Regions from separate parts of the Homo sapiens genome. Here region 2 is linked to region 1. A link is a loop called in an ENCODE intact Hi-C map of the cell type or tissue named here. Cell type or tissue: PC-9. All regions are shown on one strand. Each heading gives the region's core, and the rest is flanking DNA. Links, peaks and the distances in the headings are about the cores only.

Region 1 (15,179 bases), core at 3,648-11,647:
AAGAATAGTTGACAGGTCCGGGTGTGGTGGCTCACACCTGTAATCCCAGCACTTTGGGAGGCTGAGGCGGGTGGATCCGAGGTCAGGAGTTCAAGACCAGCCTGGCCAATATGGTGAAACCCTGTCTCTACTAAAAATACAAAAATTAGGCCGGGCGTGGTGGCTCATGCCTGTAATCCCAGCACTTTGGGAGGCTGAGGCGGGTGGATCACCTGAGATCAGGAGTTTGAGACCAGCCTGGCCAACATGGTGAAACTCTGCCTTTACTAAAAATACAAAAATTAGCTTGGTGTGGTAGTGGGCGCCTGTAATCCCAGCTACTCAGGAGGATGAGGCAGGAGAATCTCTTGAACCCAGGAGGTGGAGGTTGTAGTGAGCCAAGATCGCGCTATTGCACTCCCACCTGGGCAACGAGAGTGAAACTGTCAAAAAGAAGTAGAAAAATTAGCCAGACATGGTGACACATGCCTGTAGTCGCACCTACTTGGGCAGCTGAGGCAGGAGAATTGCTTGAACCCAGGAGGCAGAGGTTGCAGTGAGCCAAGATTGTGCCACTGACTCCAGCCTGGGGAACAGAGCTCAAAAAAAATAAGATAAAACATAGATACAGAAAACCACAAAGGAAAAACATAGCATATTGAATCATCACAAGGCAGCCACCCCTTCATAGCCACACCCGGCCCCTGGCCACAACTGACCTGTGCTCCATCGCCAGAATTCCATTGTCTCAGGAATGTTCAATGAATGGAATCCTGTGTGGCCTGAGATGAGTGTCTTTCATGCCACGTGACACCCTTGAGGCCTGTGCAAGCTGTTGGCATGTCAACAGTTAGCTGCTTCTCATTGCTGAGTGGCGATTTGTCCTGTCATGGTTTATTCAGCCATGTGGTGGATGGCTGCTTGTCTTCTAAGCCACTTGCCTTCTGATCGCTGGACTGACTCTCTCGCCTTCTCTTGGTGCTGCCCTCGGGAGGCTCAGTCACACTCTCCAAGAGCACAGCCATCATCTCCCACGGCATCACAGTCCTGGTCACATGGGATGCCGCCCTCTACCTTGCAGAATGGGCCATCGAGAACCCAGCAGCCTTCACTGATAGGTGACCTCAGGGCACAGGGCAGGGCACCGAGGCAGGCTTACCCTGGTGCAGTCGCAGACATGACCCCCTTTCCTCCCACCAGGACTGTCCTAGAGCTTGGCAGTGGTGCTGGCCTCACAGGCCTGGCCATCTGCAAGATGTGCCACCCCCGGGCATACATCTTCAGGGACTGTCACAGCTGGGTCCTCTAGCAGCTCTGAGGGAATGTCCTTCTCAATGGCCTCTCATTAGGTGCAGATATCACTGCCAACTTAGACAGCCCCAGGGTGACAGTGGCCCAGCTGGACTGGGACGTCGCGACGGTCTGTCAGCTCTCTGCCATCCAGCCAGATGTTGTCATTGCAGCAGGTAATGCCCAGCCCCGGGCATCCTGTGCAGGCGGTGTCCTTGCAGCTCTAACCAGCTCTTGGCTCTGGGAAAAGGGAACAATGGATGCTGTTGGGCATGGACATGATGGGGCTTCCAGAAGAGTTACTCTGGGCCTCCAGGGTGACATCAAAGGACAGGGGTGCCTCTTAAGCTGACCTTCAAGCCACAGCCCTCTTGTTGGAGACAGGCATACTCCCGTTACAGTCGTCACCACATGGCTCTGTCCCAGAGCCATGCCTGTGTGTTTCAGAGACCACAGGAGGAAAACAACCACTTCTGGGATAAGGACAGGGCCCTTGAGAGAAGGTGGTGTTTGGCTGGGCCACGGAAAACCCCTCACCCCTGCCAGCACGCTCAGTCTCCTCTCTGGTCGAACAGAGCTCTGCCTGTGGTCCTGGGTCCCAGCCCTGAAAATCACAGGTCCAGCAGTGGCCAGGGACACAGGCCCACCCCTGCAAGCCAGCAGACAAATCCGCAGACACCTGAAACACGAAGTTCATCGCAGGGTCAGGCTTTGTGTCATTCACAGCCCTCTAGATAGGCCGAGAACCAGAGCACGTTTTTTAAGGAACACCAGTGAGTCTGGAGATTTTTTTCTTTTGCTTCAGTCTTTTGCAGCTTTCTCTATTAAGGGTTCTCCTTTTTCACCCAAGTAATTGCCTTTCCATCTAATGGCCCAAATGATCAAATGGCATCTACTAGTCTCATATGACCGCTGCCTCTCTGGCCTCGCCCTTCTGCTGAGGTCAGCATGACCTGGAACTGTCCGCTGGTCCCTTTCAGTAACCTGAAGCTTTCACCGTAGACGTGCTGTATTGCCCAGAAGCCATCGTGTCGCTGGTCGGGGTCCTGCGGAGGCTGGCTGCCTGCCGGGAGCACCAGCGGGCTCCTCAATTCTACATGGCCCTTACCGTCTGCAACCCAGAGATGTGCCAGCTGTTCACCACCGAGCTATGTGAGCCCCCACGCCCACCCGGGCCTGCATGGTCCCCAAGCTGTCCCTACAGGACTCCAGTGGAAGTGAAAGAACTGGGGGCCGGGGAAAAGCTAGGATGCCCCACACTCCCACACCATGCGGGGAACTAGGGCAGAGGCCGGTGAGAAGGGTGGGCTCGGGTCGTGGGGGGATTGTGGCAGGAGGAGGGCAGCTCAGCACAGGGAGGGAGGATCTGAGCCCAGCAGCCCTACTGTGTGCTTCAGAGCAGGGTTCCCTAAGCCCTTGGGCCTCGGTTTCCTCATCTATAAAATAGAGGTGGCAGGAGGGGCAGTCGGGGTCAGGTTTGGACACAGCTGTGGCCTGCAGGACGCTGGAGCACAGGCTGTACAGGCGGATCCACCACGCCACTGTCCTGAGCACCCAGTCAATGGAAGATGAGCAGGGTGACTATAGAGAAGGGGAACTGGCCCCGTAGTGGGCCAGCCACTGTCCTCAGACCTGACATTTGTCAGCCCCCGCACCTGTGAGAGTGTGATATCATTGTCCCATCTCACCGACAAAGACACTAGGACACACAGAGGACAAGCAACCCCCGAGCTCCCACAGACTGCTGCCCGGCCACCTGGCTCTTGTGCCTCCACTCTACACCCAAGCCCCCCATTGCCACCAGCCTTTGCCCCAGCTCCCCCTGAGCACAGCCCCTCCTGGCAGCCATGTGCACAGATGTACCCGCAGCAGCCTCTGCCTGCACACAGAGACACGGACAAGCCAGTGCCTGTCCACGTGGGGCAGCCCGTTAACTACAGAGCCAACAAACAAGCCAGGACACGAAGACATACTGGGTTCCACGACAGAGTCCTGCACAACCTCACACAGGAGGCTGGCCGGGCGCGGGGCTCAGGCCTGTCATCCCAGCACTTTAGGTGGCTAAGGTAGGAGGACTACTTGACCCCAGGTGTTCAAGACCAACCTGGGCCACATAGTGGGACCCCATCTTCACAAAACTTACAGAAACTAGCCAGATGTGGTTGCACACGCCCGTAGTCCCAGCTACTTGGGAAGCTGAGGTGGGAGGATGGCTTGAGCCCACGAGGTGGAGGCTGCAGTGAGCCCTGATCTCACCACTGCACTCCAGCGTGGGCAACAGAGCAAGACCCTGTCTCAAAAAAGCAAAAAAGCAAAAAAAAAAAAAAAAAAAAAAAAAAAGGAAGTCTTTCTTCAGATACTTACGTGAAAAAAAACCTGCCATATCTTTTAAGTGAAAAAAACAGTGCCAAGCAGCACACATAGTATAAGCCCCCACCAACCTTTTTTTTTTTTTTTGAGACAGAGTCTGGCCTTGTATTGCCCAGGCTGGAGTGCAGTGGTGCCATCTCGGCCCACTGCAACCTCCCACCTCCCAGGTTCAAGCTATCCTCTCATCTCAGCCTCCTGAGTAGCTGGGACTACAGGTGCGTGCTACCACGCCTGGCTAATTTTTGTATTGTTTCTAGAGTTGAGGTTTCGCCATGTTGGCCAGGCTGATCTTGAACTCCTGACCTCAAGTGATCTGCTGCCTCAGCATCCCAAAGTGTTAGGAATACGGGCGTGAGCTACTGCACCCAGCCCCATTTTTGTTTAAAAACTAATAATAATCACCCACACGTGGTTATGAGTACCTATATTCCAACTACTCAGGAGGCTGAGGTGGGAGGATGGCTTAAGCCCAGGAGTTTGTGGCCACCTTGAGCAACATAGCAAGACTTCATCTCAAAAAAAAATTATCACAATAATCATTTTCACATAAGTATACCTATAGGAGAAAACCTAGAACATATATATAGCAGGCTTGTCCAACCTGTGGCCCTACACAAATCTGTAAACTTTCTTAAAACAATATGAGATTTTTTTGTGATTTTTTTCTTTTAGCTCATCAGCTATTGCTAGCATTAGTGTATTTTATGTGTGGCCCAAGGCGATTCTTCTTCTTCCAATGTGGCGCATGTAGGCCAAAAGATTGGACATCGTTGATATACACGTTAACAGGTGCCATCCTTGGATGGCAGGATTATAGAGATTGCTACATGTTCATGTCTATACTACTTCATTTTTATAAATACGCATTTTCCACTCGTAACAAAAAACCGTGATTGAAAATCATCCCGGGTCACAGTGTCTCATGCCTGTAATCCCAACACTGTAAGAGGCTGAGGCTTTGGGAAGCTGAGGTGAGCAGATCACCTGAGGTCAAGAGTTCAAGACCAGCCTGGCCAACACGGTGAAACCCCATCTCTACTAAACACCCAAAAATTAGCCAGGCGTGGTGGTGCACGCCTATAATCCCAGCTACTCAGGAGGCTGAGGCAGGAGAATCACTTGAACCTGGGAGGCGTTGCAGTGAGCTGAGATTGCGCCACTGCACTCCAGCTGGGGAACAGAGTAAAACTCCATCTAAAAAATAATAATAAAAGAGGCTAAGGCAGGAGCATCACTTGAGGCCATGCGTTCAGGACCCCATCTCTACAAAATAAAAAAATTACTGGCATGGTGGCATGCACCTGTCATCCCAGCTACTCAGGAAGTGGGAGGATTGCTAGAGCCCAGGAGTCGAGGCTGTGGTGAGCAATGACTGTGCCACTGCACTCCAGCCTGGGTGAAAGAACAAGATCGTAGCTCAAAAAAAAAAAAAAAAGAATCATTCTGGATAATGGCTCTTCAGACATCTGTGCTTATAAGAACACCAGCCCCTTCTAAGCTCTGTGTGTGTGTGTGTGTGTGTGTGTGTGTGTGTGTGTGTGTGTGTGTGTGTGTTTTGAGATAGAGTCTCACTCTGTCACTCAGGCTGGAGTGCAGTGGCACAATCTCGGCTCACTGCAACCTCCGCCTCCTGGGTTCAAGCAATTCTCCTGCCTCAGCCTCCCAAGTAGCTGGGATTACAGGCACCCGCCATCGTGCCTGGCTAATTTTTGTATTTTTGTAGAGATGGAGTTCCACCACGTTGGCCAGGCTGGTCTCGAACACCTGACCTCAAGTGATCCGCCGGCGTTGGCCTCCCAAAGTGTTGGGATTACAGGCATGAGCCACTGTGCCCGGCCACTTTCTAAGCTTTGTGAAGAGTGGACTGACTAAGCAGCCAGGTAGATGTGGGTTCAGATCTCTGCTTCTGTCCTGCTGTGCCAAGTGCTGGGGCAGACACAGGCAGAGAGTGGACAGCAGCATGGTGCCTGCTGCTAGCCATTTCTATGCAAAACCAGATTTCTGGTCCCATCCTGGAGGCCAATTCTAGGTACCTGGGTGGGCCTGGGAACCTGTGAACAAAGTATACTGACTTAGACACCCCCCACCCCGCCAGGCCTGTCCTAGCAGCCCCACACAATACGCTCATGTCCTGTCCCCAAACACCGCCATCCTCAAACACGTGCTCTGTTTCCAGGCTGGACTGGGATCAGATGGGAAGCGGAAGCTCATCATGACCAGAAACTGTTTCCCTACAGAGAGCACTTGGAGATGGCAAAGCTGAACCTCACACTGTAGGACTCACACATGACTCCAACGGGATTGTGAGAATTAAGTCACTCTCGTGGGAAGAATTTTTATATGGGAAAGCGGATAAAACTTTCATTGGACTGGAATGTTTGGAGAATGTTAAATTCCAAATCAGGAACCACAAACTGCGCTCTAATAAGACATCGGCTATCTAAGCATGTGGGTTCCCCCTTTCTGCCAGCAGTTCTGGTTCTTAAGAAAATCACCATAAATCAGACATGAAAATTCTGGCTCCAAAAATAGCATTTTCATTGTGCAAATAAAAACGTGTGTATCAAGTATGACATTCCCCCAACGTGGACACACTTGGTTCCTCACAAAGCCAAGCCCGCTGCAGCTGCCACATCCCTGGACACACTCGTTTCCTCACAAAGCCAAGCCCGCTGCAGCTGCCACATCCCTGGACACACTCGGTTCCTCACAAAGCCAAGCCCGCTGCAGCTGCCACATCCCTGGACACACTCGTTTCCTCACAAAGCCAAGCCCGCTGCAGCTGCCACATCCCTGGACACACTCGTTTCCTCACAAAGCCAAGCCCGCTGCAGCTGCCACATCCCTGGACACACTCGGTTCCTCAAAAAGCCAAGCCGGCTGCAGCTGCCACATCCCTGGGTTTATGATGCAGCAGGTGCTTTTTTCAAGACAGGAATCAAAGTGTTAGGAACATGGCAGAAAGGTGACACCTGGAGACCAAATGCAGGGTAAGGAGTACTGCAGAGGTCACAGGGAAGTCACAGAACAGTAATACGCTAGCAGGGGCATGGGGCGTGAAGAACAGAAGACAGGAAGCGTTTCAGAGACTCCAAAGAAGAAATCAGGGCCAACCACAGCTTCCCGAGTCATTCACCAGGTGGCACCACTGCCTTCATTTCAGCTTCCGGCCACTGGGAGGCGCTGCTCGAAAGGGTTTGCCCTGAGACACCAAGAAGAAGCTGCGGGAAGGACAGCAGGGGCCCTGGGGTTTTAGCCTCTGGCCCAGGAGTTATGTGTCCATAACCAAAGGGAGCACAGTCTGCACCCAGCTCTCATCCCATCAGAGCTGCTGCGACTCCCGCAGGTTCTTCCAGAACTGGTTTAGCTTGCCTGCAGGATCAGGAAAGTTTGAGAAAAGCATCTGCAAAATACTAAAGAGCAGAGCTTACTTCATTGCCTGTCCCCACCCCATCCCAGGTCACCACCTGGCTGAACCCAGGTCCCCGACCCAACAACAACCCCTCCCAAGTCCCTAACTCCCTCACTTGGACTTGAGACCCTTCACAACCCAGCAGCGCTCCGCCTCCAACTTGACATCATGCTTTCTGGAAACTTCCCCGTGTGTCCCACTTTCCCACACTTGGTGCGCTGGAGCACCTTCCGGCCTCTACATGCTGTACGTTCCCCTGTGAGCACCCTCCTCTCAGCCTCTGGCCAACACAGTCCCACCCATCTGTGGGTAACAAGGGGGTGTGGGTGTTCTTTTCAGCCTTGCTAAACTGTCTGAATCAAGGATCACAAACTACAGCCTGCAGGCCAAATCCAGCCCACAGCCTGTGTTTGTAAATAAAGCTTTATTGGAACAAAGCCACACCCCTTAATCTACAGATGATCTGTGGCTACTCTCACACCACAACAGAGTACCATGGTTCTGACAGAGACTGGGGAACCCAGTCTAAATGACTTCTGACCTGGACCTTTACTGAAAATCCTCCCAATCATTCTGTTGACAAGAATGATGTATTACTTTTTGCAATAAGAAACAAGTAACCTTTGCAGAATTCCACCCATCTTTCAAGGCTGGTCCCAGAAGTTCCCTTTGCCCACGCACCTACCTGATCCTGATCACTTCCTAAACTGCAGCCTGGCCCACCCGGCTCCAGCATCATTTGTGGAGTGTCAGCTCCATAAATCCAGAGGGCAGGTGGGGTTGTGTCCTAACTTTCCCGAGCCTACTGTACTGAAATGGGACAGCAGAGTAGGCCAGCCTCTGTGACTTCTGCTCCCTCACTAGCTTTTCCACCAGACCCCCCATGGTACAACCCTGGCTGTGGGAAGCAGGGATCAGGGATTGTGGCTCGGTGCCAGTCTCCAGAACCCTGCCCACCCTGGCGTGGTGGCAGACATGGCTACCTGCAGCTGAGCTGCCAGTTCCTCTGAGTCCTCAAAGACCAGGCCATTTTCTTCATGTTTCACCAGCTCATGTAAGCTGCAGAGAGAACCAAGGGAGCCTGAGAGCTGCCTGGAGAAGACACCAGACCCCTGGGGTGTCCAGCTTGTCTCCCACCCACCCACGCTCAAGCCAGGCTGGGGGTTGGAACAGGATGTGTGGTTTCTGGGAGCTGGTTCTTAGATTTGGCATCTGAAGGGTATAAAGGCCTGGGGGTGCACATCAAAATGGCCAAACCGATTTGAGGAGGGAGCCTTAAGGAAGGTTTGTACCTTCTGTGCTGGATGCTCTTCAAGTACTGAAGAATTATTTTTGCATGTTTTTCTTAATTCCATGGCCATGGAACAAGTAAACGCAACCCCCTGGGGACTGGTTCAGCACATAAAAGATGACTTTTCTAGGACACCAGATTTGATCCCGACATTCCCTGAGCTCAGCTCACACGAGGGGCTCGCACCCCTGAATCCCATCCAGGAGCCGGCTCCTGAGCAGGGGCCAAGGGCTCAACTTGTGCTGGGGCTACTGCTTCTAGAATCTCCTCTAACGCCACCCTTCCAAACACCCGTCTATGCTGGGTGGAGTGAGGCCACAGCATGACATTCATTTAACTGATTCAAACCCACCATGTGAGCTTGGCCAAAAAGGACATGGTGGGAGAGAAAAACAAAGAAAACCATGTAAGCCTGCAGGCAATTCCCTCCAATTCTACTCTAGGAGCAAAAGCCCTGAGTGGAGTTCTAGTATTTAAGGTGCTTTCTTTTTTCACATTAGGCTGGTGCAAAAGTTATTGCATTTTTAATGGCAAAAACCGTGATTACTTTTGTACCAACCTAAATATAACATGAGCTCTAAATGGAAGCGACTACTTCAGTGAGTCTCAGCCCAGCCACAGTAACCGCAGGGCTCCTCCTCATGGCCTCCAGTGTGTGCTGGACTGACCGAGGGGCAGGGCCTCACTGTGGGCAGCTCACTCTACACTGCTTCCCCCTCAGCGGTGGATCTGTGAAGCTATCCCCAGAAAGATTCGGGTTCTGCTCCTACCACTTGAAGTTCACAGCACACGCAGGCAAACAGCTCCTGAACATGTCCACCACCTTCATGGGCAGGTCCAGGCCACTGGAGGATGTGTCCAGACAGACACCCAGGTCCACCGACCCTGCTAGGCAAGAGGGGTGGGTTAGAGCGCTGGTCTCTGCCCTGGGAACAAAAATCCTCCCAGCAGAGTGAGACAACATCCCCCAAGGGGAGTGAAAATTGGATAAGGCCCCCGACATCCCCAAGCACAAGTGGCTTAAGCTGGCCACGCAGCCACACGGCCTGGCTGGGACATCTGAAAATGTAAGTTGACACATTTTCTACATAACCACAATTTGTTTTTTGTTGTCGTTGTTTTGTTTTGTTTTGTTTTGTTTTGTTTTGTTTTGTTTTGAGACAGAGTCTCACTCTGTCACCCAGGCTGGAGTGCAGTGGCACAATCTCAGCTCCCTGCAACCTCCACCTCCCAGGTTTACCTCCTGTCTGTAATCCCAGCATTTTGGGAGGCCAAGGCGGGTGGATCACCTGAGGTCAGGAGTTCAAGACCAGCCTGGCCAACATGGTGAAACCGCATCTCTACTAAAAAAAAATACAAAATTAGCGAAGCGTCATGGCAGGTGCCTGTAATCCCAGCTACTCAAGAGGCTGAGGCAGGAAAATCGCTTGAACCTGGGAAGGCAGAGGATGCAGTGAGCCAAGATCGCGCCATTGCACTCCAGCCTGGGCTACAAGAGCGAAACTCCGTCTCAAAATAATAATAATAATAATAATAAACCACATCACACCCACCACAAACCAGCTGTCAGTGTGAAAATAAAGCCAAATAGCTTAACATTTCTAAAGACTAGCTGGGGCCAGGCATGATGGGTCAGGCCTGGAATCCCAGCACTTAGGGAGGCCAAGGCGAGAGGATCACTTGAGGTCAGGAGTTCAAGACCAGCCTGGCCAACATGGTGAAACCCTGTCTCTACTAAAAATACAAAAATAAGCCAGGTGTTGTGGCGGGCTCCCATAATCCTGTAATCTACTTGGGAGGCTGAGGTGGGAGAATCGCTTGAACCCAGGAGGCGGAGGTTGCATGAACTGAGATCGTGCACTCCAGCCTAGGCAACGGAGCAAGACTGTCTAAAAGACAGTCTTGTCTTTTAGCTGGAGAATCCTGCCAGGAAAAGACCCTCAGCCGCCAAGTGCTCTGCTCACTCGAAGCTGGAAGATGCGGCTCTAGAGACGCATCAGGACCAAGCCACGACTCCCAACTTGGAGAAATCAACGGGGAAAGAGACGGAGACAAAGAAGAACCATCTCACTGGGAGAGGCGATGCTGTTTGACACATCGTCCCTGTACCTCCCAAAGCCACTGTCCTCCCACACCTGGGCAACAGTGGCCTCAACCCCAGGCCCAGCCCTCCTGCAGGAAGGAAGAGGACTGAATGGAGGGCGTGGCAGGATGAAAGGACGTGGCCTCCTCAAACCCATTGGTAAAGGGCCTCTGGGGCCACCTGGCTAAGAGGGGCTGGCAGACCAGGAAGTGGCCTCCTCCCGGGAGTTGAGCCAGAGCCCAGGTCCTGTCCCCAAGTGGCCTCCAGAGCCACCTTTTCAGAAAAAGTACATCCTGCCCACCCCTGCTCCCCCTGCTTAAGGCCCCACCTCCTCCCTGAGCCTCCTGCTGGCCTCTCACCTAGAAGCGGGGGTAGTCCTCGGCCCTCCAGCCAAGGGGTGCAGACCTGGATGTGCTGGAAATGCTTCTGGTGGATGAGGCGACTGTAATACTCCCTCAGAGGCCCTTTGCCTTCACAGAGAAGAGCACACACTGCCATGGACCCGTCTCTGTCCCTGCCACATGACCCCAGGCTCAAGACACTCCCCCCTAGGAGGGATCCTTTTCCCAGAAGCTCCACCCCTTGGCAGCTCCAGTCAGGCCCCATCTGACTGGGAGGGGAACAACACACACTGGAGCCTGTCTGGGGGTGAGTGGGGAGGGAGTGCATCAGGATAAATAGCTAATGCATGTGGGCTGAATACCTAGGTGATGGGTTGATAGGTACAGCAAACCACCATGGCACACATTTACCTATGTAACAAACCTGCACATCCTGCACATGTATCCCAGAACTTAAAATGAAATAAAATAAAATTTTAAAAAACTTTATTTTGTCTAAAATTCCAAAATGCAGGGATTACAGGCGTAAGCCACCGTGCCTGGCCCTGTTTTAACATATCTGAACAAGATTTAAGACATCAGTTTGAAAAGAGCCCCTCTATGGCAGCAACATGAATTCTGTCAAACCTGAAGCAAGAACAAACATCAAATTTACGGTGAAGCTGGGGTACAAAAAATGGTGAAATAAATTATTCTTTATGAAAAGTGTACGGGAAAAATAACCTGAAGAATCAGTCATTTACAAATGGATACCTTATTCTAAGAAGAGATAATACAATGTTGAAGATGAAGTCAACAGAGGAGGGACATCCATACCAATTTTTGAGAAAAAAAATCGTTTCTATGCCCTAATTGAGGAGGATTGACAATTAGCAAGAGATACTATAGCCAACACCACAGGCATCTCAATTGGTTCAGCTTACACAATACTGACTATAACGTGAAAGTTGAGAAATTTTACATTTGATGAGTCCCAAATACCCTTGTGCCTAGATCAGCAGTGGACAAAAGCAGAGCTATTAGTAACTATTTTGAGCAAGCGGAATCAGATCCTGAAGCATTATTTTGAAGAATTATAACAGGGAGTGAAACTGGCTTTATCAATAAGATCCTGAAGACAAAGCACAATTCAAGCAATGGCTACCAAGAGGTAGAAGTGGTCCAGTCAAAGCAAAAGCAAACTTCTCAAAAGCAAAAGCCATGGAGGTTTTGGGGATGCTCAAGGCATTTTGCTGGTTGACTTTCTGTAAGATCAAAGCACCATAACATCTGCTTACTAGGAGAGTTCTTAGAGAAAATTAGCAAATACTTTTGCAGAAAAGCGCCCTGTAAAGCTTCACTAGAGAGTCCCTCTGCACCACAACAACACTTCTGTTCCTTCCTCTCATCAAACATGGGTAATTTTGCAAGAGTTTTCATGGGAAATTATTAGGCATCAACATTACAGTCCTGATTTGGTTTCTTCTGACATTTTTTCCCTAATCTTAAAATAACTGTAAAGGGCACCCATTTTTCTTTAGTTAATAATAGAAGACTGCATTGACACGGTTAAATTCCCATTACCCTCAGTTCTTTAGCAATGGAATGAATGGCTGGGATCATCGCTTAATGGAGTGTCTGGACCTCAGTAGAGCTTAAATTGAGAAATAAAGTTTATATTTATATTTTTATTGTTAATTCCATTTTTCACTGACATTTTTAAATCCCATCACAATTCACGTTTGTCTCAAAGGTATTTAAATTTAGAAATCATATCAAGTGTGAAATAAAGAAAATTGTATATAGAGAGAGAGAACAGAATCTATAAATATGCATGTTTGTGTACATACATCCATATACATACATATGTGTGTGCATGCAGTAATTTTATTCTCCTAAAGCAATGCCTCTGCCTTCCACCCTCACTGCACATGTCCTAGTCCTGTGATGTCCCTGGAACTGAGCACCTGATTTCCTTCTCTGCCTCCCACATGAACAGGGAATAGAAATGGAAACCACGCTCTGTGGTTGCTGTTGTGAAAATCCATGTTCCCCACAGGCTGAGTTTGGCATCTTACATTCTAGTTCCCATTGTAAAAAAGCAAGCAACAAACAAAAACTACAAAAGAAAAAATGAAATAGTTGAAAGTCTAGAGCCACAGAGGTTCCAGATCCACCCACCGCCAACGGTGACCTCCACAGCCCTCCAGGCCTGAGGGCAGTTATGCCTGAACAGCCTGCCTCTTCACCATCCACGCAGGAAAGTGACTTTAAACTTCAATAGCTATTACTCTGTTCCACAAGGAACCAGGTCAACATTCAAAGTCGGTGGTCTGACAACTCTAAGCTTTGGCCGGAAAGTGTTGGAAACATTTAACGTGCAGTGGATGAAGCAGCCCGGCCCCACTGCACACAACACACTCACAGGGACTCAAAGGAAGAGACTCAGGATCCGCTGGGTGGAAGTGAGGACAGACCCAGAAACACAGGGGGTGGGAGGGGGTCAAACCAGGAAGGCTCAGGACCTGACCTCCTCCTAGGCCCTGCCCCTCTAGAACTCACAGTTTTTTCTGACCCAGAAGTGGATTTCACTGATGGAAAAGAAGTTCAGTATTTCTGGTCCAGCCCAGTAAGCTGCTCCCATTGCCCAGCCTTCCACACCCCTGCAGACGTCACAATCCCTGAACCCACTAACCTGACAAGGGAGCTATGCATCACCTGGAGACAGTCCTAGGCCTGCACTCCTGTGATGGGGTCCAGGGTCTGTGTCCATTTCTGGTTAAAATTGCTGTAAGGCTGGTGGCTGTCTTGGCCTTCCCTGCTTCCTTTCTGTTCTCTTCTCCCCTCCTCACCCCATGTGAAGTTTTTACTCAGGAGATGGATTCTCACCCCTCTTGGAACATCAAGGATAGTGCCAGAACACTGCACCATCCCCTTGACCCTGGGATTCTGTAGACCTCAGTCTTCTCCTGAGGTCCCCTCCCTCCCTACCTCATTTTTTTCCATACTTCTGGGGCCTGGGCCTGCTACACCTCAGGCTTCCTCTTCACAGTAACAGAGTGAGGGAGCCCCCTTCATCCTTGGGCTCTGGCCACAGCTCACCTGCTGCAGGACACTCAGCAGCTTTCAGTAGTTCATCCAGACATCCAGTTGGAAGTGGGATTTCCTGGAAGGAAAGCAGGAACCCAGAATTACACTGAATTCTAACACCAGGGCCCAGATTCCCCTTCTGCATGGGACACTAAGCTGCAAACACTACATAGGCACTTAATGCTCAGCTGTCCTTCTAACATCTGGTCCAGTTGTGTCCCTCCTCCTTGGAATATCTCAGAAAATGTATCTCCACCTACAGTTGTTTGAAAGCATCATCCTATGTGATTCCAGACCATCAGGGGGTGCAATGGGTCCTCACCAGTATTTCCACTCTGCTTGGAAGACTTAGAAAATCCTGAGGCTGCTCAGAGGGTCAGATTCCCATCTCTGTGTTTCTGTAAAACTTCAGTCTTCCCCAGACAAGTGAGGAGACAGAAAATGTCTAGTCTCTGGCACATCTTTTGCAAGCAATGGCGGCTCCCAGGAATCAAAACTATCAACGAATATATTTTTGAGATTCTGGTCAAAAGAAGTCATCCTGCAATTTCAGGTAGGATGAAGTGGTTCTGTGGCTCCTGAGGTGATTTTGAAAAGATCTTGACTCTCAGAAGGACCAAGGAGGACATTTCTGGCATTTCCAGACCAGGAAGAGTGACTGATGGACCTCCAGTGTTACTTGGAAAACTTTTTGTCGGACAGCTTTGTAATAAGAGGATCTTGCTTTGGCTTTCAGGCCTTCACATAGGTTGTTTAGATCATGGAAGTGTTTCTGCATTTCTGCATAGGCTCAGGATGCCTTCTCAAGTCGTCCCTGCAATTATGAGACAGTTGCTTTCTCCAGAGGTCACTTAGAATAATACAAGAGGCTTCACTCTCAAAGGGACACCAGACAATATAGCCACAGTCCAGCCACGATTATCTGTATTTACATACCTGTAAAGTAACACTCCTAGTTATCTCCATTAACTTGGACATCTTTCATGAATAGGGAAACTCTAGTGATTGTTATATAACAGCTGCCACAAAAATTAATCAATAAAAAGAAATGATAAATGAAAAATAATTAATAATCATGATAATGAATTCAATGACCTAAATAGTATGAATTTTAATACTGGTGACAATATAAACATAAGGATACAAAAATTAATGTGGAGCTTCCCCTAAATATATGAAAACTTCACAAATTGTGTCCTCCTTGTGTAATTTGGAGTCAGAGTCAAAGAATTTCTCTATGAAATGTGTTCCATGATGGCAAACATCAAAAACAGCAGGTGAAAGAAAAGCAAGCCGCAGGAGACCATGGGCTAATATGAACATTTGTGTGCAAACCTCTCTCAT
Region 2 (15,179 bases), core at 3,897-11,896, 210 kb after region 1:
ATAAACTTGAAGCCCAGCACACCAGTCTGATTCAGTGCCGCAGGTGCAGGAGTACGGCACACAGACTATTTCTATCCTAGGGGCTTGCTCACCACCTTCTCCCTGGAGAGGGCAGAAGAGGTCACACGCAGAGACTGCTACTACATCTTACTCACCTGCCAAGGCTTGGTGGCCAACACCCAGAGGAACAAATTAAGGACCGGGAATTAATTCCCAGGGGCTCCCTGGTGCCCAAAGGACAAGAGCTTCCAAGAAGAGTCTGGCCAGCCTGGCCTTTCCAGCAGCCCATCACCGCCTGAGAAGGGCATGGAGGACTCCCCACAGCTAAGTGTCACAATTGTGCTGGGAATCCCGGGCCCTTAACTCTGGCTAAGAGTGCCCCCAACACAGCCAGCCCCTAGATGGGCAGGTAAGGAAGGCCCTGAGGCTGCAGGAAGGAGGGGCAGGTGGAGCTGGATGGTAGCAAGGAGGCCAGCCTTGGATTTTTAAAAAGCTTTCCTCTTTTCCCTGTGCCACGATCCACCTTCCAGTCTAATTTTGGGGTATAGTAAGTCCCTGTAGTCCCCTCACCTGGAGGGGCCCCACTGGACACCCCGGCCTGGGAACGACGAGCAGAACTGCGAGTGGTGGGGCGGTAGCCAGGCAAGCTGAGCAGGGCTGAGTTGCCATAATCGGGAGAACCCAGGCGAGCTAGAGACTGAGTAGAGGAGGTGGCTCGCAGGCTAGCCTGGGAAGCAGGAGCAGACCGCGTGCTGTAGAACGATGAGTTGGCGCTGTCTGGCTCTTCCACATCTAGCTTCTGGAAGACAGAGTGAATCTGTTGCAGTGTACAGTCCCTGGCACTGTACAGAAGCTTCCCATTCCCTTCCGAAGCCCTCAGATCCCACGGCACATCCATGTATTCCCAACTGCTTTGCAAAGGTCCTTAAAGTGTGTGTCTGCAAGAAATGGGCCTTGTCGACAGAAGCCCTCACAAGGTGGTGCTGATGTTGTCAAGACTCTTCTACGCATTTTTTTCATGGAGTCTATTCATAATGCTTTGAGGTAGGGAATGCAGAGTGTTTATCGGCCCATTTTGGAGATGAAGTGCAAAGAAATAAAGTGACTAGCCCCAAATCACACTGCTAGGAAGTATCAGAGCTGGGGCTAGGCCCCATGTCTCCTGACTAGTCAGGCTCATCCCACAGCCTCTGCTGTCCCTCAGTCCAAACTTCCAGGGCCCTTACCATGTTCCAGAACTTCCCCAACTTCTTGGTAGCAGGGGGCACCCTAAACACACAGGTCCCCCCTGCTGTACCAGGGGCCCCTCTCCCCTCCTCCCAAACCTCCCCTTCAAGATGTGGAAACAAAGGCAAGGGCCTGTAGCCTGTCAGGCAGTCCACTGGGCAGCAACAATGCCTCTCAGCTGCATGGGGCATGCTGGGAGGCACAGGATGGGCTGCAGCTTCGCCACGTTCTCTCCCTTCACCCTGCACAGGCTCAGTGCTACGCATGGAGAGAATGCTAGCCTTAGTCAGGAGGCAGGGATCTAATCCTAGCCCTGCCTTTTTCTTCAGAAGTGCCCTTAACCAAGTCACTGCCCTTTTTAAGACCTCTCAGCTTTCCCACTGTAACATGGACTGGCTGCTCATCCCTCCCTGCTCCTGACTGAGTGCCCAGTGCAAAGATGCCCTTGAGAGGAAGTGGGAATTGCTGCCCTGCAGCCCCTGTCCCAGCAGCCTGACCTTGGTCATGGTGATGTTGATGATCTGCGTGGTGCGCCGACGAGCGGAGCGGGTCTTACGACCCGAGTCCAGGAAGACGTCTCCCAGGGAGTCCAGGCTGCTCTCCAGGGGGGCCTGACTCCGAGCAGGGATGGGAGTGAAGTAGAGACTCTCCAGGGATTCTACCTTGGGGGGCAGGCGCTGGGAGATAGGTGAGGCTGGTTCTCCAGGGACGCTGGTGCCGTCTGGCTGGGTACGAGGCAGCTTGCTATGGAAAGGAAACCTGCTGAGGTACAGTCCTTCACGCTAGAAGGCATTTTGTCCAGCCCTTTTTGAAAGTGACCATTTCCCATCCTTACTACAAGCAGATGAGGTCAAGCAGCCCATCTCTCTGATTTTTCAGAGGTACCAAGGAAAGCACTTGACCTGGGCCTTCCTTTCAGTCCACTCCCCTGGCTTCTCCTAATAGCTCCTCATAGTGGCAATGCCCAGACCCAGATGTCCCATCCCCACCAGATGCCCATGGCTGCTTCACAGCAAACACGTCCCAATCTAAGCCCACTTCTCTGTTCTTCCTCCTGCATCTCCCATTTCAGTGAATAGGAACGCCCCCCACTCAGGCCCCCAAGCCATGAACGTGGGCATAATCCAATGTCGTCCTGCTTGGCGAGCCCAATCACCAAGCTTCCTGAACAGCTCCTAACCACACCCCACTCCATGCTCATGTCCTTTCCCTGGTCTGCTTCATCTCCTCTCACCTAGACTCATCATGGCACTGACAGAGGAAGATGAGTGGTGACAAGCCAAGAACTCAGGCCAGGCTGCCCAGGGTCAAACCCCAGCTCTACCACTGGGGAACCTTGGGCAAGTGACTGCCCCTCTATGCCCCAGATTCATCTGTTAAAGGAGACAGAATAAACCTACCTCAGAGGGTTGTTGGGGGACAAATCAGGTATAATTGTCATGAGTGCTTTATGTCTAGCACAAAATAAGTAAATGTAAGTGTTTAATAAAAACATTTTTCCAGTCTTAACTTCTATACTAGCTATTAGAATAATCTTTTTAAGATGCAAATTAACCATGTACTCTTCAGTTTCAAATTCTTCCAAGGTTCCTTTTTTTTTCTCCTAAACCTTTCAATTACAGCCACCAAGGTTTCCTCAATGCCTTTAGGATCAAGTCTTAATAGTCGGTCTCCAATGGGCCTTCCTGGCCTCACATCTCAGCTTAGTCAGGCTCTTTCACAGCCTCTGTTCACACTGCTCTTCTCGTCAACCTGGCACACACACCTATGGATGCTTTCAAGACTCAGCAGGAGCGATAGCTTCCACGAAGCCTTTCTTGACCACTTGCTTTTTATTCCAACTGTGCCCTAAATAGATATCTGGTATAATACCCGTTTTTCGTTATTCTTCTCTAAGAATAAATTTAGATCACATCTTATTTATCTCACTAGGATACAGCCTGATAAACAGCAGGCACTCCATAAACAGACATAGGGAGGAAGGCTGCCTCCTGACCTGGTGATACTGAGTGGGGTCCCCTCCTCGCAGCTCAGATCCAGGCTGTCAATACTCAAGTCCAGCTGGGGCTTAGCCTGGGGCTCACGGCTCTTTAAAGCATCAGTTGCCACCTGGAATTTGCCCAGGTCTCGAAGCTGCTGGTCTGCATGGGCAACCTGAGAAGGAGAGGGCCAGGGGGAGAGTGAAGAAAAGCCTAAGGCAGCAGTGGCCTAGGAGGAGAGGGCACAGGGGTCCAGTGGAATAGGAGTGAGGTGAGTCTGCCAGCCAAATTCTTACCTGTGCCTCCAGGCTGCGCACCTGGGCAGTAAGGTGGCGGCAGGTCTGTTCAGCCTCCTTGGTCTTCAGCCCAGCCTGCTGTAGCTCATGGCCCAGCCGTTCAGCTTCAGCTCGCAGCTCTTTGTTTTCCTTCTGCAGCTGCTCCAGGCTCCGCAGCTGCTCCTGCAGCTCTTGGTTCTGCTGCTTCTTGGCATCATAATGTGTTTTGGCTTTCTCCATCTGTGGGCAGAGAGGGTGGGTGGGTGGGGTAGAGGTTGAAGGGCAGGAGGAAGGTGGCATGGGCTGGGGCTGGGCTCCTTACCTGCAGCTTATAGTGCTCAGCTGCCTGCTCCTTCTGGCTCAACTGGGCTTGCAGTTCATTCAGCTGGGCCTGGAGGCGCTGGGCCTCCTGCTGGCTCTCGCCTCCCTGAGCCTGGACAGCCTGAGAAGAAAGGCCACTCAGGAAAGCTGGTCTGGCCGCTCTACCCAAGTCCGCTTATCTGCACCAGCCACTGGGGCTCCACAGGTGCTTCAGACTCCTGCACTTTCTTAGGAAGCGGAAGAAAACCACACCACCCCAAATACTCTCTGCCCGACTACAGTCTACTAAACCTGAAGCCCACATGCCCTTCAGTCCACATCCGTAGTGGCCTTTCCCTGACCAGCTCCTGCCCTATCTTTGCCTTCTTTGAGACCAGACACAAAGTGTCACACCCTCTTTGCATGCACAATCTCCCGTAGGAGGAAGGGAACCAATCCTCAGGGAACACCCAGGTGCAGAGCCTTACTCTAAGGCACTTGGCATGTGAGCTCTCTTAGGACAGGGGAACTTGTTTCTCCTCAAAGCCACTCTGAGAAGTCACTTCACCCTCTTTTCAGAGGAGGAAACTGAGTTCAGAGATTTAAGCAAATTGACCAGAGTAACAGTGACTAAATGGCAGAGTAAGATTTGGTCCACCTAACTCCAAAAGCCCATGGGGGCTTATTTATGATGCCCACACTGCCTCCTGTCCAGACCATAACTCCTTAAGAGCAGGGCCTGATTCTCTGTCCATCTGCAAGGCCAACAAGTGCTTTGCTGTAGATAGAAGCATCCCCCCTTTGCCTCTCCTAACATAGGACAGGCCCCACAAGGAGTAGAATAAACATTTGTTTATTGCAATCAAGACATGCTGTGGCACCATGGTATGAAGGTGAGCAGGAGAAATGAAGCTCTGAGCTCCCAACAACTCCTAGGAGCCACCAGGGCTTTAGTGAGTCCCAATGCCACTGGTGCCCAATTCCTTTGCCCCTGACTGAAGGCTGTGAAGCCTAGAACTGCAAAAAGCAAGTATTAAACCAAAGAAGGTGACACAGTTGAAAGCATTAAGAATGTTATTAAACTGCACTGTAATATTCAACACTGGTGACACTCTCGTTCTTTCCCTGCCCAGACTATCTAGACTTACATTGTCCAAAAGAACTTTATGCAATGGTGGAATGTTCTGTATCTGCGCTGTCCAATACAGCAGCCACTAACCACATGTAGCTACTGAACAGGGGCACAGTGTAGCTAGTGTGATTGAAGAACTGGATTTACTTTAATAAATTTCAATAACCACACGTGACTAGTAGCTGCTGAAGTGGACAGTGACAGTTGAGAGATGGGAACCACCCTGGTTGTCTCTCGAGAGCTCCCAGAAGACACATGCAGGGGCTTCTAAGCCACAGGCTTCCTAGGAGGGCTACCTGGAATGCAGGGTGCCCCTCTTCTGCCCCGACACCCCCCACGGCCCCAGAGCTTAGAGAATAGCTTCCCTCCCTTGTCCAGAGGCCAGACCCATTCCCCCAGCTGCCCCACCTTCAGCTTCTGCTGCTGCACCTTGCTGGCTTGGTCAGAGTCAGCCAGTTTCTTACTCAGTTCTTCCACCTGGGGAGGGAAGAGGAGGACAGAAGACTCAGGAGGACTTCCCCTGGATGTTCATCCTGGATGTCCACCCATCATGGGGTTTCCCAGACCAGGATCCCCAGTGTTCCTAGAATAAACTCAGGCCCTTTCTCTGGCCTCCAATTACGGAACAGCCTGCTGCCCAGGCTGCTTGGCAGGGCCTGAATGAGGCAACCTAACACATAGATGTTGCCAGGGCCAACTGTTCTTGCGTCTACCCTGAGCCTGCAGAGACAGAGGCCTGCCCAACCCCCGTCACCTCCAAAATCAGGAGAATTGACTCTGGGGAGCCGACACCTCACCACCACCTTGCTGCCGCCACACTCTGCAGCCGCAACCTTCCCAGGACCTAGTCTGTAATTCTAGTAGACATACTCAATGAATTCCCATGCCTCCCTCCCAGAAACTGCCAAAGCCCAAGCCCACAGATGCTCAGACCTCTTCCCAACATCCACAGGCCGTTAGGGCTGGTGCTAGCAGCATGGCTGCTGTGGTTAGCATTGGGGAACAGATTGCTGGAAGACAAGAGCAGGGGCAGCACATGTACTCCAAAGCCCACCCCACTCCTACAAAGAGGAAGAGCACAGGGAGTAGGGGAAAAGAGAGAACATAACAGCCCCATGCACCCTTGGCTGCTCCAAGCATTCTGGGAGTTCAAGCATGACCAGGCAGCACAGGGGAGAGGCAAGGGCTCCATTGCTAACTGTTTGCTATTCACTTTGATTGTCCCCCACTATCACAGGCTCCTTAGAGGAGGGCCCAATTTTTCAGCAGCCCTGGGGTGGCTGGGTAGGAGAGTGATGGAGAAAGGGTGCTCTATAGCCTCGATGTCTCAGAAACACCAGCTCTATAGCCTCGATGTCTCAGGCAACACAGAGATGATTCCCATGAGAAAGAGGCAGCCAGACCATGTGACCCCCACTCCCCCGCCCCCATCTGGTATAGACCCCTCCTGCTCCTTCACCCTCGGTCTTCCTGCTACAGACATCTCTATGCTGTGCTCGGGGTTAGAGCCCCAGAAAGTGATGGGCAAGTGTCCTAAGCCCACAATCCTCCCTAACCTGTGGGGGCTGCCTCGCATATCACCTTCAAGGCTTCCATAAAGCTGTACTCTGGGAAAAAGGGACACCATGTTAAACAAGGCCGACACGGTAATTCTGCTGTTCCTCTTAGTCGGGTATCCTTAACTAGACACAGTACTTGGGAAGTTCTCGAATCCCAAGGATTGTGTCTGTCATTGGTTCAGGGTGGGAAAGATGAAGCCAGTGCTACCCCTTGTCCCTGATAGGCAAATGAGAGAAGGTGCAGAAGGGTGGAGAGGCCGACCTGGGATGGGTGGGATGAGGCCTGAGAGAGCCCAGCACACCACACTCCTGGGCAGCCTGGGCCTGGATTCCATGGCTTGACCCTGCCCCCTTCACAAACAGTTCACAACAGGAGCTGGCGGAGGCAAGCTGCAGCCGGGCTCATGCACCAAGACTGGTCACCGTTTAAGCAGCCAGCATTTAGCGAGGACCTCAGGCATTACCTGCTTAGTTTGCTCTCTCTGAAATACCTCTAGCTGCTCCACCTGTACATGGGGGAGGAGCAACAGAGACAGAGTGAGATGAGGCCAAAGAAGCACCAGCCCTGCTGCCAGGCTGACCTCACTGAGGCTCTGATACTTTCCCCTAAGGAGCTAGATTGACAGTAAGTTTAAAAATGCCAGTTAGGCTGATTCTAATCCCCAGTGGCTCCTGAGGCATCCAGTGCAGGTGTGCCTCTGAACAGGCTGGTGGTCATCACAACTTGACTCTCTAGTGACAGAGCCTTCAGGGGAGGGGAGGCCACTGACATTTTCTTTAGGATGACAGGGGCAACAGACTTGAACTCCACCAGCCACCTCTCCTTTTCTGCCACCCAGTGAATGAGGAAAGGCAAGACACTCCAGTGTAGGAGCTAGAGGCCCTGGACACAGAGGATCGATGTCCCCGCGCTCTCAGCTCCTGATCTTTGGGAGGGTGGTTGGGCTGAGTACCTTACCTGGGCAGTGAGTTTCTGCCTCTCTTCCTGGAACCGCTGCCTCTCCTCCAGGACCTTGACCTTGGCACCCTCATACTTGGCAGTCATCACCTCCAGCTCCCGGGCAGTGCTCTGTGCTTCTCGCTGCACCTCAGCCAGACGGGTCTCAGCATCAGCACGTACGGCTGCCAACTCTTGGACATACTTCTCCCGGGCCTGGTCCAACTCCACTTCCAGAAACTGCCGGCCAAGGTTGGCCCGCTCACCCAGCCCCCGGTTCTCCTCTGCCAGCAGGCCATGCGCCTTCTTCAGCATGCTCAGCTGCTCTGCATAGCTGGCCTTCTCTGCCCGCAGCTGCTGAGCTGTTCGCTCCTGCTCTGCCACCTTCTGCCGCAGAGGAATCAGCTCCCCAAGCTCCCGCTGGGCCCGCAGCAGCTCTGCCCGCAGTCCCCCAGCGGCCTGCTTGCTCTGCTCCAGCTCCTCACGGTGGCGTTTCTCGGCAGCGGCCTGCTCGGCCTGCAGCTGCTGGCAGAGGTGCTTAGCTGGCAGCAGCTCACTCACCAGGGCCTGTGTGCTGGTGTGCTCGAGCTGCAGGGTGGAGAGGGCCTGCTCTTTCTGGAAGAACTTCTCCTGCCACGCCTTCAATTCTTGGCCCAGCTCCTCCGCACGCTCAGCCTGTGAGGTCAGCTCCTGCCGCAGGTTCTCTGAAGCCACCCGCTGTTTCTCAGCCTCCTCCCGGAGGCTCTGCACCTCCTCCCGCAGAGCAGAGCTGCGTTCTGCAGCTCTGGCACTGTTGCTGGCTGTCTCTGCCTGCAGCAGGCGCAGCCTCTCCTCCAGCTTCTGGCTCTTCTCTGACTCGGCCATCACCAGCCGCTTCAACTCCTTGCTCTCCCCCTCCTTCTCCAGGACCTGGCGATTCAGGATGGACACCTCCTCCTCCAAGCTGCTGATGAGGCTATTTTTCCTCTCAGCCTCTTGCCGGCCCCGGGCCACCTGGGCCTTCCACTCATCTTCAGCCTTGCTGTGGTCTTGTACCTTGGTGCGGAAGGCAGCCAACTCCCGTTGGGCCGAGGCTAAGGCACTCTGACTGTGCCCTAGCTCCTGGGCCTTCTCCTCTAACTGGCCCTGCAGAGTCTCCAGAGCACTGTCCCGCTCAGCCCGGGAGGCCCGCTCAGCCTCGAGGCTGCGTTCCAGGCTGTCAGCCTGCTCCTGCTGCTTCTGGCATTGCTGTTCCAGCTTGCTCACCTCTGCCCGCAGTGCCTCCAGCTTGGGGCCTGTTGGCTCTGTCCTGCCAGCAGCCTCAGATTGGGCTCCTGAGCCAGATGCGTGCTCCTTTTCTTTCTTAGCCAGCTGTTCCTTCAGTTGCTTCACGGTTTGCCGAAGTTCCTCCAGCTCTTTTATCTGGGCTGCCTCCAGACCACGAAGCTTGGCCAACTCCTGGTCCTTGCCTTCCTTTTCCGTCAGGGCATGAGCCAGTGCCTCTTGCAGGGTAGCGAACTCCACACGCTGCTCGTTGAGGGCGTTCTGCAGCCGCATCTCAAGCTCTGCTCTGGCCGCCTTCTCCAGGGCAAGGTCAGCCTGGGCACGGCCCCGCTCCTGGGTCAGCCGCGCCACCTCCCTTTCCTGCTGCCCACGCTCCTCCTGCTGCTGCCCCTGGCTCTCCATCAGCGCGGCCCGCAGCCGTTCCAGCTCATTGCCCATCTGCTCTGCCTCCCGCTCCATAGCCTGCAGCGCTGCCTGTGTGCTGCAGAACTGGCGTCCCTGTTGCTCTTCCAGCCACTCGGGCTGTCTGTCTCCTGCCCTCGCAGGCTCCTTGACTAACTCCCGGGAGGCTGTTTCCTGCTGCTCACCTGCCTTGCGCACCAAGGTCTCCAAGCGGGCCACCTCTTTGCTGGTGGCAGCCATCTTTTCCTGCAGAGTGGAGAGGTCATCTGCAAGCTTCTGGGCCCTGACTTCCTTCTCTTGGACCTGCTGGAGTGCTCTGGCCAGGTTGGCATGGAGCTCAGCTAGTTCGTTCTGCTGCCGGCTTATCTGGAGCTCGCTGTGGGATTCTATGCCTGCCACCTTCTCCTTTGCCTCCTGCAGCTCCTGGCGGGCCTTCTCACATTCCTCCTTCAAAGTCATCAGCTGTTCCTGGAACATGGCGCCATACTGTGCCTCCTCTTGCTGGCTATCCTCATACCGCTCACGCCAGGCAGCTACTTCTTTGACGAGCTGCTCACACTCACTCTCAGCTGTGTGCTGGGCAGCCATGGCCTCTGCCAGCTCCCGCCGCAGGACTTCAGTCTCAGCCTGATGGGCCTCCCCAAGCTGCTGTAATCGAGCCTCCAGCCCCTTGCGCCCAGCCCTCTCTTCTTCCAGCTCCTTTCGTTCCCGCTTATGCTGCTCCACCAGGCTTCGGGTCTCTGCCTTCAGCTCAGAGATACAACGCTGCTGCTCTTCCAGGGCATCTGCAGCCCTGCGCTTCTCCTCTTCAAGGCTGCCCTTGGTGACCTTCAAGGACTCTTTGAGGGCCTGGAGCTGCTCCTGGAGCTGGTCCTTCTCCTGGGCCACCCTTTCTTTCTCAGTTGCTTTTTGCTGCTCAGACCGCAGCTGCAACTCTAGCTCTGCAACCTGGGCCTGGGCCTCATGCTGTTCCTGGCGGGCTGTCTCAACACAGGCCTGGAGTTCCTCCACCTTCCGGCTCAGCTCTGCCTTCTCCCGCTGGGCCTGTGTCACTGAGGTCTGGGCACTGTCCCGGGCTTCATTAGCCACCTGAAGTTGCTGCTGCAGAATCTCCAGCTTGGCAGCCTTCTCCTTCTCCAGTGCCTCCAGCTGCTTGAGAGCCGCATCCCGCTCCCTTAAGGAGGCCTCTCGCTCCTCTGCAGCAGTGGCCAGTTGCTGGGCATGGTCCTGCCTAGTTGCCTCCTGCTTCTCCGCTACCTCCTTCAACTGCTGCTCCTTCTGCTTCAGGCTACTGCTTAGCTGCTCCACCTGGTGGCGGAGGCCCTGGGAGGCCTGTTCTTGCTGTTGGAGGGTCTGTGCTAGCTGGGCCTGCTTCTCTTTGGCCTGCTGCTTCAGGCCAGCCAGTTCTTGATCCTGTTGCTGGATGGTGGCATTGAGTGTGGTGAGCTCAGAGGTCAGAGAGGCCACCTGGGCAGTCAACCGGGCCCCATGAGCCTGGGAGGCCTGCTCCAGCTCTTCCTTGGCCTGGCTGAGGTTGGAGATGGAGCTCTGCAGGTCAGTGATCAGGCTAGACAGCTGCTGCTTTTCTTCTTCGAAGTGGCCCCGCTCAGCAAGCAGCTTGGCTTCCTGCTGGCCTCGCTCAGTCTCCAGCATCTCTACCCTGGCTTGGAGCTGTGTGTTGTTTGCAGCAAGAGTGGCTGCCTCTTGCTTCAAGGTTTCCAGCTGGTGGTATAAAGAGACAAACTGGGATCAGCATGACTCCTCAGTCATCAAGACTCCTCTGGAAATGGAGGAACACCAGGAACCCAAATGTACTGAATGTGAGTCCACACCAACCAGCAGCACACAGGTCTTTCTGTGCATTCCTACCTGCAAGACATCACCCAGCACCTCGCCCTTCTCCTGGGGTGGGTTATCCTGCAGCTGGGACAAGTGTTCTTCCAGCTGTGAAAGTTTTCCCTGAAGGATTTCGTTCTTCTCTTCAAGGCATTTCTGGGAGTAAATGAGACCCATGTGAACAGAGAGGGGGAACAGGCACCAGATTACCACACAAGCCCTCATAAACATCAGCAAACATGGGGCCCATCATCTTGTTACCAAGATCTCCTTTTGCCCTGGCCTAGAAAAAAGCAGAAACCATGGAACTGGGAGCATGAGGGACCTGATTCTCTAGACCTAGTTCTAAGGCACAATAAAGTCATAATGTAACCTGCTTACTACTTCCCCAAGGCTGCTGAGTTTACTTCAAATTTCCTTACCGTATACCCTTCCTCAGATAAGTCTTGAGTCCTAGATTATCCAAATCACCACCAGCTGCCCACCATCCTCTGGGCAGCAATACCACTGGCAGCAGCTGCAGCAACCCCCAGTCCCAAACCCACTTCTTCACCACTGTTCACTAAGCACCTACAATAGGCTATGCTGGGTTCATCCCTAATTTTTTTTTTTTTTTTTTTTTTTTTGAGACAGAGTCTCGCTCTATCGCCTAGGCTGGAGTGCAGTGGCGAGATCTTGGCTTACTGCAACCTCCACCTCCCAGATTCGAGAGCTTCTTCTGTCTCAGCCTCCCGAGTAGCTGGGACTACAGGCATGCATCACCACACCCAGCTTATGTGGGAGGCAGCTACTACCATTCCTCTTACAGAGCAAGAACCTGAAGCAGATGCTAAGTGCCTTGATCAAGGGCTACATGGTTATTAGTAAGTGGCCAAATTGGGTTCTTACCAATAGTAACAATCACAACTGGTTCACTGAGAGCTTACTTTACACTACACGATGTGTGAAGTGCTTTACATACGTTTTCTCATAATAGGTGATGAGGCAGCTACTCGTTACTACTCCCATTTTAGGGAAAGGATGCTTAGAAAAACAGACTGATTAACTTGTCCAAGATCCACATCTTGTGAACAGCAGAGATAGGATTGAAAGGTGTACTATAAAGTGAGGGCATTGACTGGGGAAAAAAAAAATAAGTTAAAAAAAAAAGGTGTACTAGACTGAAGCCCACAATCTTTCAATTACAGCACACTATTGAACCTTGAAGAGAAAGCAACTTAATACCCAAAGGCCCAGAAGAGCACAGTGGTAAACTGGACTCAGCTTTGCACATGTGGTCAAGACTGTGGCTGTGACCCCAGCAGAGGGTTACCTTGTCCTGCAGGGCTGCGCTGAGCTCCTTCTCCAGCTGGGCCTGCTTCTCTAGCCACTCCTGAGTGGCCTTGCTGTGCTCCTCCGTCAGCTCATTGAGGGCATCCTGTAGCTGCTGCAGATGACTGGCAAACTCCCGCAGCTGAGACGGGCAAGTGAGAATCCCCATCACCCAGAGTCAACGCTGACCCCACCACTGCTGTCTGCTCCCAGAACCCCAGGGGCTGGATGCCTCCAATTATCCTGCCAACCCTCTACAAACCAATCACAGCCATCACACCTCTAATTCAGAACTACAAATCAACATTTAGGGTCACAGCCCAGTACCCGGGAAGCCGCCAATTATGGGATAAGGAAAGGGGCAAAATATGCAGGTCTCTGGAGAGACTGAAGCATAAGACAGGTGCTGGGACATTCTTCTCAACCCTCTCTTGGGGAGCCTTCCAGACCACCTCAGCCCTGAGGGGCCTCCATGCACACACCACCTTAACACCCACCTTAAAGGAAAGGTCTCCATTCTCCTCCGAAAGCTGGTTGATTTTGCGATCCATCTGGCTCTTCTCTGTCTTCAGGTCCTGGCACTGCTTCAGGGTTTCATGCAGCCGCATGGTAAGGCTGCGAGGGAGGGAAGCAGTGAGAAGAGAGTATGGGTTCCTGGCTGGGTGAGGGGAGGGGCTGGGGCCTGGGAAGGAATGCAGGGAGAGCTGTACCTCTCATTCTTGTCACGCAGCTCCTCAAGCTCCTTGGGCTCCAGTGGGCTGGCCGCCTGCTTCTCATTCAGCAGGGCTAGGCGGTCAATGCGCTGCTGCATCATGGCTATCTGTGCATCTGCCCAGAGTGGAGGGAGGAGGAGAGGAGAATCAGAACTATGTGCATGAGCGGAACTATGTGCACAGAACTATGTGCACAAGGGGAAGGGAGGAGACGGCATAGGGAAGAGGAGGAATATGGTATCCAATCTAAGGGAAAGAGAAGATGGGGACAAAGACAGAACCTAGCTTCCAGGAGGTCAGCCTGACCACAGGCCCAGGGCTGAGCTCTCAGCTCCAGGGGCCAGCAGAGGGGACAACATGGGAGGCCAGGGGACATCCTTCCGGCAAGTCTATTCACACATCTGCCAGTGTGCCAGCCACCTACCCTTCTCGGTGAGGAGCTTGCGGTTCTCAGCTAGCTCCAGCTCCAGCTCATCCCTATTACTTCTCTCATCAGCAAGCTGCTTCTTCAGCCGTCTCATCTGGAACTGTGGGGTCTGCAGGATATCACCCATGGGAGAAGCTGGAGAACCTGAGAGAAAGCTGAGGAGGGAGAAGGCCCATATGCATTGGTAAGCGCCTAAGATCTGAAGCAATCAGCAACAGGCAGCAGTAAGGGAGCGGGGTCTATGGAAGTGCGCACTAGCAGCTGGGAGGCCTGTGCACCTGGGTTGTTTGCAGTGCTACCTCAAGCCTCATGACATGATCTTGGGAAAACTTTTCTTCTCACTGCCTTAATTTCTTTGTCAGAAAAAAAAAAAGTGATATATTCTCCTTGGCTCTGCAGAGATGTGCTAAGAGAAGAGACTTCATTGTAGTCTCCGAGGAAGAAGGGTATTCCATAAACAGGGAACAGCTTTTGAGGGAGGCCTTCTGCACATGACAAATCCCAACCACTTCCCCCAGTTAATACTGGGTGAGGTGAGGAGATCCCAGATCTACCGGATACTCTAAGCACTCCCAGAGGCTGGTTAACATCTTAACTCTAGAAGTTAGGAATGTGAGGAATGGATGGATGCTGAGGCCCTATCCCAGGAGGAGAGGCCCAGAACATACTTGTTCCCACTGGAAGAGGAGGCAACCTTCTGTAGCTCTAGGAAGCGAATCTCCCTCTTGGCCTGGTGGCTAGGTGGGGAGAGCTCTTCAGGGAATGTGCTAGAACAGGTAGAAGGCACAGGAGCTGGGGGTAAGAAATAGACAAAATAAATCAACAAAGGTTAGTAAGAAGGTGTAAAGATTTGCACCTTTATGCAATTTGAGAACTCGCCTTAGTGGGAGTATATCCATGGATACTTATATGTAAACTACCAAGGAAGGCACTGGGCAGAACCTGAAACCTGGTGCCTGGGTTATCCAGAGTTCCGTGTCTCTAACCAAAATGAAGTGCAGGGCTTCCATTTCTACAGAGCATCATTACTCAGAGCACAGTGGAGTGACGGTGTCCTCTGGCTCAGAAACTGCACCAAGTGCTCAAGCTTTTTCCTCGAGTCCACACTGCAGAGACGGCTTGGGGAGCCCTGAGCAGGATCTCCTTGCAGCCCCCAACAACCTTTCCTATCAGAGCCATTGGCCACCATTTGGAATTCATCCCCCCTGAAGCCTTGCACCTCCAAAATGCCCTCCTCCTCAAAACCCTTCTCTTTCCGTGGTTTCCGTGACCCCTTTTGTAGGACTCTCCTACCTCTAATCACCCATTCTTAAGTCTCCTCATCTGCTCCTCCCTCCTCTACCCACCCTCTAAGCTCCCAGAGATCTGATGGGGCCTCTTGGCTCTGCCCATAGTGCCCACGGCTTCAGTGGCCATCCAATGCTGACTTGCAAACCTATCTTCTGGTCCAGAGCCTGCTCCTGAATTCTGGACTCACATTTCTAACATCTCCACCTGAAGGTCTCATGAGGAACCTGAATACAAGGAACATCAAACTCAACGGCTAGAACTCGCCTAGACCTCCTTCTTACATTCCTATCATCCACCAGCTGACCTCTTCATCAGAAGACCAGCAGAACGATCACTCTTTCTACTGTAGTACCAGCCGAGGCCATTGATATATTCCGTACTTAGATTCCTTATCATTATTTCCTGGTTTATGTATCTGCCTTTCCACCTAGAACATGCACTACATGACGGGAAAAACATTTTTTAAAAGACTGTGGGCCGGGCGCAGTGGCTCATGCCTGTATTCCTAACACTTTGGGAGGCCGAGGC

The links. Hi-C counts contacts between places; a loop is a spot of excess contacts. Peaks named below come from ENCODE experiments on the same cell type or tissue, not always from the same donor. Only the 100,000 strongest peaks of a DNase experiment are listed, where the experiment ranks them.
Region 2: a loop joins it to region 1, with 36 times the contacts of the local background. A loop is called at or near these places in 2 of 110 quality-filtered maps.

What each region holds. Positions count from the first base shown.
Region 1 is chr11:71,793,746-71,808,924 of GRCh38, forward strand. XNDC1N-ZNF705EP-ALG1L9P (XNDC1N-ZNF705EP-ALG1L9P readthrough) reads right to left here. Exons shown (of 11, transcript NR_172895.1): 11 at 11,236-13,911. It also overlaps the pseudogene FAM86C1P and the pseudogene ALG1L9P. Among named protein-coding and RNA genes, the nearest start is that of DEFB108B, 32 kb to the right of the region's middle. In PC-9, for the core only: CTCF peaks have their summits at 6,814 (motif pointing right) and 7,013; a DNase peak (open chromatin) is centred at 6,786.
Region 2 is chr11:72,005,465-72,020,643 of GRCh38, forward strand. It overlaps NUMA1 (nuclear mitotic apparatus protein 1), which reads right to left. Exons shown (of 27, transcript NM_006185.4): 9 at 14,030-14,153; 10 at 13,359-13,516; 11 at 12,932-13,049; 12 at 12,719-12,836; 13 at 12,223-12,363; 14 at 10,944-11,066; 15 at 7,431-10,796; 16 at 6,937-6,978; 17 at 5,322-5,390; 18 at 3,804-3,923; 19 at 3,503-3,721; 20 at 3,224-3,381; 21 at 1,725-1,971; 22 at 571-799. It overlaps NUMA1-AS1 (NUMA1 antisense RNA 1), which reads left to right and starts at 8,827. Exons shown (of 4, transcript NR_104178.2): 1 at 8,827-11,423; 2 at 11,895-12,830; 3 at 13,431-13,545; 4 at 14,862-15,179. It also overlaps a transcript of IL18BP not described here. RefSeq lists enhancers at 9,481-10,228, 12,385-13,584. In PC-9, for the core only: CTCF peaks have their summits at 10,368 (motif pointing left) and 10,567; no DNase peak of the experiment used is centred there.